Linked DNA regions of Homo sapiens: region 2 is linked to region 1. The links are chromatin contacts, found by Hi-C or POLR2A ChIA-PET in ENCODE. All regions are on one chromosome and are shown on one strand. The core of a region is the stretch at or near the end of the contact, and the rest is flanking DNA. Distances in the headings are between cores, read along the strand shown. Region 1 holds the start of PRPF18 (pre-mRNA processing factor 18). Region 2 holds the start of PHYH (phytanoyl-CoA 2-hydroxylase).

Evidence for each region. A loop is a pair of places that touch in the nucleus more often than their neighbours do. ChIA-PET counts read pairs that join two places held with the same protein, here RNA polymerase II (POLR2A). Pooled maps may share reads with other maps.
Region 2: a map of B cell shows a loop between it and region 1 (32-fold over the local background). The contact joins the promoter of PHYH here to the promoter of PRPF18 in region 1. A Hi-C loop is called at or near these places in 5 of 168 maps with a recorded cell type or tissue (B cell, CD4-positive, alpha-beta T cell, CD4-positive, alpha-beta memory T cell and 2 more), 3 of 37 single-sample maps with no recorded cell type and 18 of 50 pooled maps. POLR2A ChIA-PET finds 5 or more read pairs at or near these places in 8 of 52 experiments (CD4-positive, alpha-beta T cell, CD4-positive, alpha-beta memory T cell, CD8-positive, alpha-beta memory T cell and 5 more).

What each region holds. Positions count from the first base shown.
Region 1 is chr10:13,584,385-13,589,115 of GRCh38, forward strand. It overlaps PRPF18 (pre-mRNA processing factor 18), which reads left to right and starts at 2,581. Exons shown (of 10, transcript NM_003675.4): 1 at 2,581-2,768. The coding sequence starts at 2,703. RefSeq lists enhancers at 2,536-2,875, 3,051-3,646.
Region 2 is chr10:13,297,249-13,301,979 of GRCh38, forward strand. PHYH (phytanoyl-CoA 2-hydroxylase) reads right to left here and starts at 2,816. Exons shown (of 9, transcript NM_006214.4): 1 at 2,720-2,816; 2 at 939-997. The coding sequence starts at 2,794. LOC124902377 (a long non-coding RNA gene) reads left to right here and starts at 2,941. Exons shown (of 2, transcript XR_007062056.1): 1 at 2,941-3,158. RefSeq lists enhancers at 1,806-2,426, 3,003-3,142, 4,518-4,731 and a silencer at 2,403-2,822.

The sequences.
Region 1 (4,731 bases), core at 1,331-3,830:
ATATTTTGGTATGTTTCCTTCCAATCAATGTTTTATTACGTCTATATGTTTTTGTTAAGAAGCATATGTCTATGTTTTTGTTAAAAAGCAGAGACTATATGCTATAAAGTTTCATTATGCTACTTTTGGACCGAACATTGTATCATGAGCATTCCCATACCATTGAATTTTTAAAAACATGGTTTTTAATGATGCCATGTTATTTGGTTGTGTGTATAAACTATATTTTATTTAACTATTCCTCCATTTAGAACACTTGGGTTGTTTCCAATTTTTCATTTTTATCTCTCATTTATTTATTTTTGTTTTAGAGACAGTGTCTTACTCTGCCACTCAGGCTGGAGTGCAGTGGTGCGATCAATGCTCACTGCAGCCTTGAACTCCTGGGTTCAAGTGATCTTCCTGCCTTGGCTTCCCAAAGTGCTGGGATTACAAGTGTGAGCCTCTGTACCCAGTCCCAATATTTCACTTTTTAAATAATGATTGTGATGAAATGGGATGCATGTTTTTTTAAATGAATATGGTCTCTCTTAGGGTCACGGCGATTTGTTCTTTTAAGTGTTTCTTTTCTTTTCTTTTTTTTTTTTTTTTTTTTTTTTGAGACAGAGTCTTGCCCTGTCACCCAGGCTGGAGTGCAGTGGCGCGATCTTGGCTCACTGCAACCTCCGCCTCCCGGGTTAAAGCGATTCTCCTGCCTCAGCCTCCTGAATAGCTGGGACTACAGGTGTGTGCCACCAAGCCCGGCTATTTTTGTAGTAGAGACAGGGTTTCACCATGTTGGCCAGGCTGGTCTCAAACTCCTGACCTCAGCTGATCCGCCTGCCTTGGCCTCCCAAAGTGCTCGGATTGTAGGCGTGAGCCACTGTGCCCGGCCTCTTTTAAGTATTTCTAAAAGCTCCTGGATATCTTTTTTCCTTCCTTTTGAATGGAAAAGCTTGCTTGTCAGTTGCTTGTTCAAGTATTTCTCTCTATCACTCTTTGATCTCAGGCCTTAATCAGGATTCAGTGCACATGTTTACATAAACGTAGAAATCAATGAAAGTCTAAAATGTAAGGGGAGGCTGTTAACTGTAGCTAGTAACTTCTCTGGTTTACACTGACAGTTTCCCAGGTAGCCAGCCGTTGTGTTCTCTGTAAACTTCCATTGCTGTTACTGTCATCTGTCTTAACCCTTCAGGTTTTTTTTGTGTCTAACAATCCCTAATCCCTAAATCAGGAAAATGCTAATAAATTATTATTTGCTCATTGATTAGTGAGGGAAACCCATATTCATGCAAGAGTGTTGCCATATTTAGTTCAAGGACATTTTCCTGTGTTGGCTTATTTCTGGCAAAAGTCAGGTATATTTTATTTTATTTTGTTTTGTTTTTGAGACAAAGTCTTGCTCTATCACCCAGGCTGGACTGCAGTGGCATGATCCCGGCTCACTGCAACCTCCATCTCCCGGATTCAAGCAATTCTCCTGTCTCAGCCTCCTGAGTAGCTAGGACTATAGGCACCTGCCACCACGCCTGGCTAATTTTTGTATTTTTAGTAGAGACGGGATTTCACCATGCTGGCCAGGCTGGTCTTGAACTCCTGACCTCAGGTGATCTGTCCACCTCGGCCTCCCAAAGTTCTGGGATTACAGGGGTGAGCCACCCCGTCTGGCCTCAGATATCTTTTAGATGAAGTATCACCCCCCACAAAAGACTTTCTAAATTGAAATAATTCAATTGTTCATTTTTTTGTTTTGTAAAGCATTTTACCCATTATCAGCTGACTCAACAAAATGATATTTCTTACCTTTTTTGAGTAAGAAAAACGAAATGTCAAATATTGTTCAATTATGATTTCACAAAAACAATTTTTAAACGTGCTTCAATGACATGAAAAAAATAAGTCCACTGTAAACAAATGTTAGGGACTTAAAAAATCTCTGACATAATTTTTCTCTTCAATTTAACTTTTTTTCCCTTGGGTTGGATTTAAAAAAAAAAAAGGAATTTCTGATTACATCTCCAATCATGTCACTGAAAAATCTTGATTGCTGAACACATGACCAAAAAATGATTAGTTAGCTTGAGGTAAATGTTCAATTATCACCAAGATTGGTAAGCAATCTAAAACAGAGGGAGTGAAGATAAATTGACTTCCAAACTGCTTTAAATGGTTGTAGTCGTTTAAGTTCACAGGAAATTTAACAGGCTAGTAATGAACAGACAGCCCTTTCACTCTATTGTTACAAGTTAGTATTATTGTTTAGATTTTTCTCATCCTTTTGCAAATTTTGCAAGCAAGTAACTTCAGAAACCCTAATGTAAATTTCCAGTTAATAAAGATCTTGATTTAACTGGCATTATTGAGGTGTTCTTCGAGAGGCTTTTGGAACTCAACTAGCAGGTGCAGAGAGTACTACAAAGACCCGGGTTTCCGTCCACGTTCACGTAAACCTCCCTACGAGGGGAAACTACAGGCGCGCTGCCGGAGGGCGCCGCCAGTGGGCACTCACGCACAGCTGCTTTGGCCACCACAGGCGCCCCGGGCCACTCTCTTCCCTCATCTCTCTCATCCCAGCTTCCGCCGGAAGCGGCTCCTGTCAGTTGTTCTCAGGTGTTTGGGCTTGTTGTTCCGTATACTCAGTGGGTTCGCGGCCGCCGGCCCAGTGAGGCTGGGTTCGAGGAGCTGGAGCGGGAAACTGGAGCTTAAATTCTGGCGGCGAGATGGACATTCTGAAATCAGAGATCCTTCGGAAGCGGCAGCTGGTGGAGGACAGGAACCTGCTGGTGGTGAGGACCCTGCGGTCGTGGGGGTCGGGATGTAAGAGTGAGAGTATGTGTGTCGGGGTTTTGGGGTGAGGGTGACGATACTCAGAGGATTCGGGGCGGGGACGGGGCTTAGCGAGTGTCCTGCCACTACCCCTGGTAGGCCCCCTTAGATCCAACCCTTGGCGTCTCACTGTTGAGGCTGGAGAATAGGGTCTGAGAGCAGGGAACTTGAGTACAATTCGTGCTGACTTCCCAAAGCTGGATCAAAAGGAAAACACCTGGGTCTGGGGGCGGGAACCTGAGGCCAATTAACGCCCACGTCCAAAAGCCAAACCAAAAGAAAAATCCTCATCTTCCCACCACCGAGTAGCAAAGGCTTCAGGCTGCGGCTCTCCCCGCATCCCTGCCTTTCCACCACCTCTCAGATGGGAAGGGAACGTGCCCTGCATTGGCCGTGGGCCAATCACGGGCCATCCCTTCATCTGCATAGGGCGCCAGTTCACCTCAGTCTTTAGCCACAGACCGAACCCTTCATCCAGATACGGGGTAGCTGATAGGGACCTCAGAAGGAGTACCTAAAACCCGGAAAACTTTGTAACCGGGGCCTCGAGCCGCTTGCTCGGGCCCACTCACACCCTGTGGAGTGCTTTCTCGCGTTCATAAGTCCCTACTTTTGCTGCTTCATTCCTGTGTTTTGTTACTTTTTTTGTGCGTTTTGTCCAATTCTTTGTTCAAAACGCCAAGGACCCGGGCAACTTACACTCACGGCCTTCTTTCCGGTAACCACTTGGGAGCCTTAGGGATGCAGGTGTGGGAATTGCAGGAAAACCCGAGGCTTTGTTTGTTTTCCCCCGACTGACCCTGTTTCCCTCCAGTTTACCTAACTGCCCCCTATCCCCGCTCCTACCTGTTGGCATTCTGCGGACGTGCCCCAGTGCTCCTGAGAGTTCCCTTCTGTCGCCTTACGAAGGGTTTGTGCCCAACTGAAACATGGAGGAAGGGCCGCCGGGCGCGGTGGCTCACACCTGTAATCCCCACACTTTGGTGGGCAGATCACCTGAGGTCAGGAGTTCGAGACCAGCCTGGCAAACATGGTGAAACCCCGTCTCTACTAAAAACACCAAAATTAGCTGGGCGTGGTGGTGCGCGCCTGTAATCCCAGCTACTCAGGAGGCTGAGGCCAGAGAATCACTTGAACCCGGGAGGCGGAGGTTGCCGTGAGCCGACATCGCACCACTGCACTCCTGCCTGGGCGACAGAGTGAGACACCGTCTCAAAAAAAAAAAAAAATTCCTTCTAGCCAGGTGTGGTGGTGCGCGCGTCTAGTCCCGGCTGCTTGGGAGACCAAGGCGGGAGGATCGCTTGAGCCCAGGAGTTCAGGCTGCAGTGAGCTATCATCGTGCCACTGCACTCCAGCCTGGGTGAGAGACCGAGTCCCTGTCTCTAAAAAAAAAAAAAAAAAAGTAATAAAATTCCTTTCTAATAGTAAATCCCAATTTTTTAAATTCTATTCCTCCTCCTTCTCTCTTCTTCAACACATGAAAAGTCTGTAGGCCTGCTCTTCACTGATGGGAATGCTAAGACTCTTTTGGAAAGGTACTAAAAAGGGGGAGAAAGAATTACATGATTTAGGAACTTCCTGAAGATGATCTCCCTTACTTTATTGTGTAGCAGTAACTTAGACCGCTGGTTCTCAAAGCTTTTGGTCTCAGGACCCCTTCACACTCTTAAAAGTTACTGAAGATCTTGAAGGACTTTTGTTTATGTGTTATTTCTATCCGTATTTACCATATTAGAAGTTAAAACTGAGAAACGTTAAAAATACTCACTGATCGATCATTTGGAAAACATTGGGTTACTGAATTATGCAGGTCTCCCACCTGTTGACACATTTCATTACAAAATATGAAAAGATCACTTCATTTAATATCCACTGATCTGAGAAACATCTGTAAGCATTAGGAAACTGTCAGGCTCCTGATGA
Region 2 (4,731 bases), core at 1,566-4,065, 290 kb before region 1:
ATTCCAAGAAGGTAAAGTAACAAAATCCAAATAAATGTACAGCATACCCATAAACTCAAATCACCCAACCTATTCCTTAAGATCGGAATTGTGGTTGTATGAGAATATTTAGGAAGGTCAAGATCTTCCCCTTTAAAGGTGATTTAAGATAAACCAAAGATGCTAGCTAATATGTCCATATAACCAAATACAAGCTAATTTGTTTTGTTTTGTTTTGTTTTTTGAGATGGAGTCTGGCTCTATCACCCAGGCTGGAGTTCAGTGGCGTGATCTCAGCTCACTGCAACCTTGACTTCCAAGGTTCAAGCGATTCTCCCACTTCAGCCTCCTGAGTAGCTGGGATTATAGGTGCACACCACCATGCCCAGCTAATTTTTGTATTTTTTCATTTTGTAGAGGTGGGGTTTGTAGAGATGTTGGCCAGGCTGGTCTCGAACTCCTGACCTCAAGTGATCCACCTGCCTTGGCCTCCCAAAGTGCTGGGATTACAGGCATGAGCCACGGTGCCCGGCCACAAGTTAATTTAAATGAGATGTTTAACTGAATTTTTAAAAGTCAGATTATAAGGCTGGTGTGATGGCTCAGGCTGCAATCCCAGCACTTTGGGAGGCCAAGGCAGGAGGATTGCTTTAGCCCAGGAGTTCAACACCAGCCTGGGCAACATAGGAAGGGCCCGTCTCTATTAAAAATAAATAAATAAATGTCGGATTATGTATTTTCTGGTATTTTTCCTTCTTTCTGAATCTTAAAATACATACAGAAAATTAGTCGGTCTCCAAAATTTTCCACAAGTGCACTAATTAGAATAAGTCCTGGAAACAGAGGATTTGTATAATAAAATTCTAATCAGGTAACATATTATGTGGTATATCTTCATTACCACTCAAGAAACTTTTATATACATAATATATTTCAAAATCAAAACTCAAACTACTTACTGGAATTGTTGAGGATGGAAACTGGCAGAGGAAATAGTCCCTGAAGTGGGATGAGCTACCTAGGATGTGAATTAAGGCAAATAAAGTAAAATATAGAAGGCCAGGCACGGTGGCTCATGCCTGTAATTCCAGCACTTTGGGAGGCTGAGGCAGGAGGATTACTTGAGCTCAGGAGTTCGAGACCAGCCTGGCCAACATGGTGAAACCCCATCTCTACTAAAAATACAAATTAGGCCGGGGGCGGTGGCTCACGTTTGTAATCCTAGCACTTTGGGAGGCCGAGGCGGATGGATCACCTGAGGTCGGGATTTCGAGACCAGCCTGACCAATATGGTGAAACCCCATCTCTACTAAAAATACAAAAATTAGCCAGGCGTGGTGGCGTTCATTTGTAATCCCAGCTACTGGAGAGGCTAAGACAGGAGAATTGCTTGAACCTGGGAGGTGGAGATTGCAGTGAGCTGAGATCAGGCCACTGCATTCCAGCCTGGGCAACAGAGAGAGACTCCATCTCAGAAAAAAAACTACCACCACTACTACTACTACTACTACTACTACTACTACTACTACTACTACTGCTACTACTACTACTACTAATAATAATAATACAAATTACACTTGGGAGGCTGAGGCAGGGGAATGGCTTGAACCTGGGAGGCGGAGGTTGCAGTGGGCCGACATTGCAGAGTGCGGCACTGCACTCCAGCCTGACCACAGAGCAAGACTCCGTCTCAAAAATAATAATAATAATAATAATAATAATAATAATAATAATAATAACAACAATAACAACAACAACATAAATTCGCCTGGCATCGTGGCGCAACCCTGTAGTCCCAACTACTTAGGAGGCTGAGGTGGAAGGATCTCTTGAGCCCAGGAGTGAGCCGAGATCGTACCACTACTGCACTCCAGCCTGGGTGACAGAGTGAGGCCCTGTTTCAAAAAAAAAAAAAAACCAAAAAAGCAAAACCCTAGAAATTCCTTTTAAAGATCTCCTTTCTATCCGGTAACTGCAGAGAGTTGACATAGAATTGCATTGTTTCTTTAGCTTAATCGGTTACTTTCGGAATGTCACTCTCATCAATTAACATGTTATCCTTTCTTTCTCTCTGTTTCTCTCTTTTGGAACGCACTGGCCATCACGGCTCACTGTAACCCTGGACTCCTGGCCTTGGCCCCCAGAAGAGCCGAGACAACAGGCAAGGCGTGTGCCGCCGCGCCAGTCCTCACCCGCTGTCCTTCCCCAAATAGTGTCTTTATATAACTCAGTGGCAATGCCGTAGTCCAGCAGGGAGGCCGCCCTGGGCAGCGCCTGCCTGGCCAGCTCCTGCCCGGGAGGGCACCGTCCTCTCCCCTCCGGAGAGGTCCCGGTCACTGCCTGCCTGGGCCGGTTCCAGGCAGCCCTGCGCGCCTGTGCACCGTGCGCCTGTGATTGGACATCTCTGGGTCTCTGGACAGCTGCCGGGGTCACGCGCCGCCGGTGAAACGACGTCTCCACAAAGAGAGGAGCAGAGGCCCCCAGGGATCCCGGAGGGCAGGGCAACGCGGCAATTGCCCCGACCCCAGGGCGGCCGCGCGTGTCCTCGGGGGACGCAGCCTCTTCCCCGCTCCCCGGCTCCTGGAAGAGACGCGACCCAGGCGGGGACGCGGCGCTGAGCGAGGAGGCGCTGGGGCTGCGAAGCGTGCGACCCCGAGGCCTCCACCCGGACCAGGGCCACCACTCAGGCGGCGGCGCCGGCGCCGGATCCAGCCCGAGCCCCGCGCAGCCCAAAGGATACGACAGCCCCGGCCGAGGGGCGGCCGAGGTGGCCCAGAACAATCTGCAGACGGGCGGCGGCGCGAAGCTGCTCCATGGCTGCGGCGCGGGGAACCCCCACCCCTCCCGGCCTCTGCCCCATTTAGCCCAGCGGGCGGCTCCGCCTCCAGGCGCCGCCCCGGACTGGACGTAAGCGGGATTCCGGGCGGTGCCAGCTCGCGGGCCGGGCTGCTGGGGAGCCCTAGTCCGCTAGAGTCCGCGCGCCGGGCAACCGCCCGGGGCTGAAGTCCTCCCCACACCATGATCCTTCCGTCCTTTATTTTCTTTCTTTTTAAAAAGAAACAAGATCTTGCTCTGTCGCCCAGGCTGGAGTGCAGTGCGCGATCATAGCTCACTGCAGCCTTGAACTCTTGGGCTAATTTTTATTTTTTGTAGAGATGGGGTCTCGCTACGTTGCCCAGGTGGGTCTCAAACTCCCCCCGCCTCCCGTCTCGACCTCCCAAAGTGCTGGGACTACAGGCGTGAGTCATTACCCCTGCCCCGCACCCTGTTTCTGTTCCATCACCAGGACCCTCCCTGCCGCACCGAAGCTCGGGGGCCCAGTGACCAGGCCGAGGTCACACAGTGACAAGTGGCTGGGCTGGGACCTCACTCACTCTCCTAACGTCATGGCTTCCATCTGTTTAACCCTACGTGACTGCTCCTTCCACTGACAGCTGAAAGAATAAAATCTCCGATTTAAACAAAAAGTTTGCCGGGCGCGGTGGCTCACGCCTGTAATCCCAGCACTTTGGGAGGCCAAGGCAGGCGGATCACGGGGTCAGGAGTTCGAGACCAGCCTGGCCAACTTGGTGAAAACCCGTCTCTACTAAAGATACAAAAATTAGCTGAGTGTTGTGGCGCACGCCTGTAATCCCAGCTACTGGGGAGGCTGAGGCAAGAGAATCACTTGCAACCGGGAGGCGGAGGATGCAGTCAGCGAGATGGCGCCACTGCATTCCAGCCTGGGTGACAGGGCAAGACTCCGTCTCTAAACAAACAAACAAACAAACAAACAGGTTTTTAGCCGGGTGCGGTGGCTCACGCCCGTAACTCCAACACTTTGGGAGGCCGAGGCAGGAGGATCGCTTGAGCTCAGGATCGCTATAGATCGAAAGCAGCCTGGGTAACATAGTGAGAACACCTGATCTACAAAAAAATTAGCCGGGCGTCGTGGCGGGCGCCTGTAGTCCCAGCTACTCAGGAGGCTGAGGCAGGAGAACGGTGTAAACCCAGGAGGCGGACCTTGCAGTGAGCGAGATGGCGCCACCGCACTCCAGCCTGGGCGACAGAGCAAGACTCCGTCTCAAAAAAAATAAAAAATAAATCAATAAATTAAATAAATAAAAATTCCAGACATTGTATGAGGAAGCATTGCAAAACTTTCTGTTCTGTTAGCTGTTGCCTGTAGCCCCCAGTCATGTTCCCCACGCTTGCTCGATCTCTCACTAAACTTTCACGTAGACCCTTAGAGTTACAAGCCCTTAAAAGGGCCAAGAATTTCTTTTTCAGGGACCTCGGTTGCAAGTCTGCCGAAGTTCCCGGCCTAATACAGCCCTTCTTTAATCCGGTGTCTGAGTTTTGTCTGCGGCTCGTCCTGCTGCAGGAGGATCACCTGAGCCCGGGAGTTTGAAGTTGCAGTGAGCCCAGATCGTGCCTCTGCACTCCAGCCTGGGCGACAGAGTGAGGCCATGTCCAAAAAACACAAAAACAAAAAACAAACAAAACTCCAAAACATCAATGAAGTTTTGAAAATAAAAATAAAAAAATAAAAATGCTAAGATGCATCCCTAAAAGTCATATGTGCCATTCAAAAGGGGTATTTCATTTAGTGGGACTCCAGCCCAAAATATTAGAAAGTTCGGTTGGTCATAAAAAAAAAAAAAGTGAATAAAATAAATGACCTCCAGAAAAGTCTGATGCACACAGGCCAGTATGGTGTAAATTTCTTAGATAACTCCAGCATCTCTTTGTAAGATTTATTTTCCATTCCAT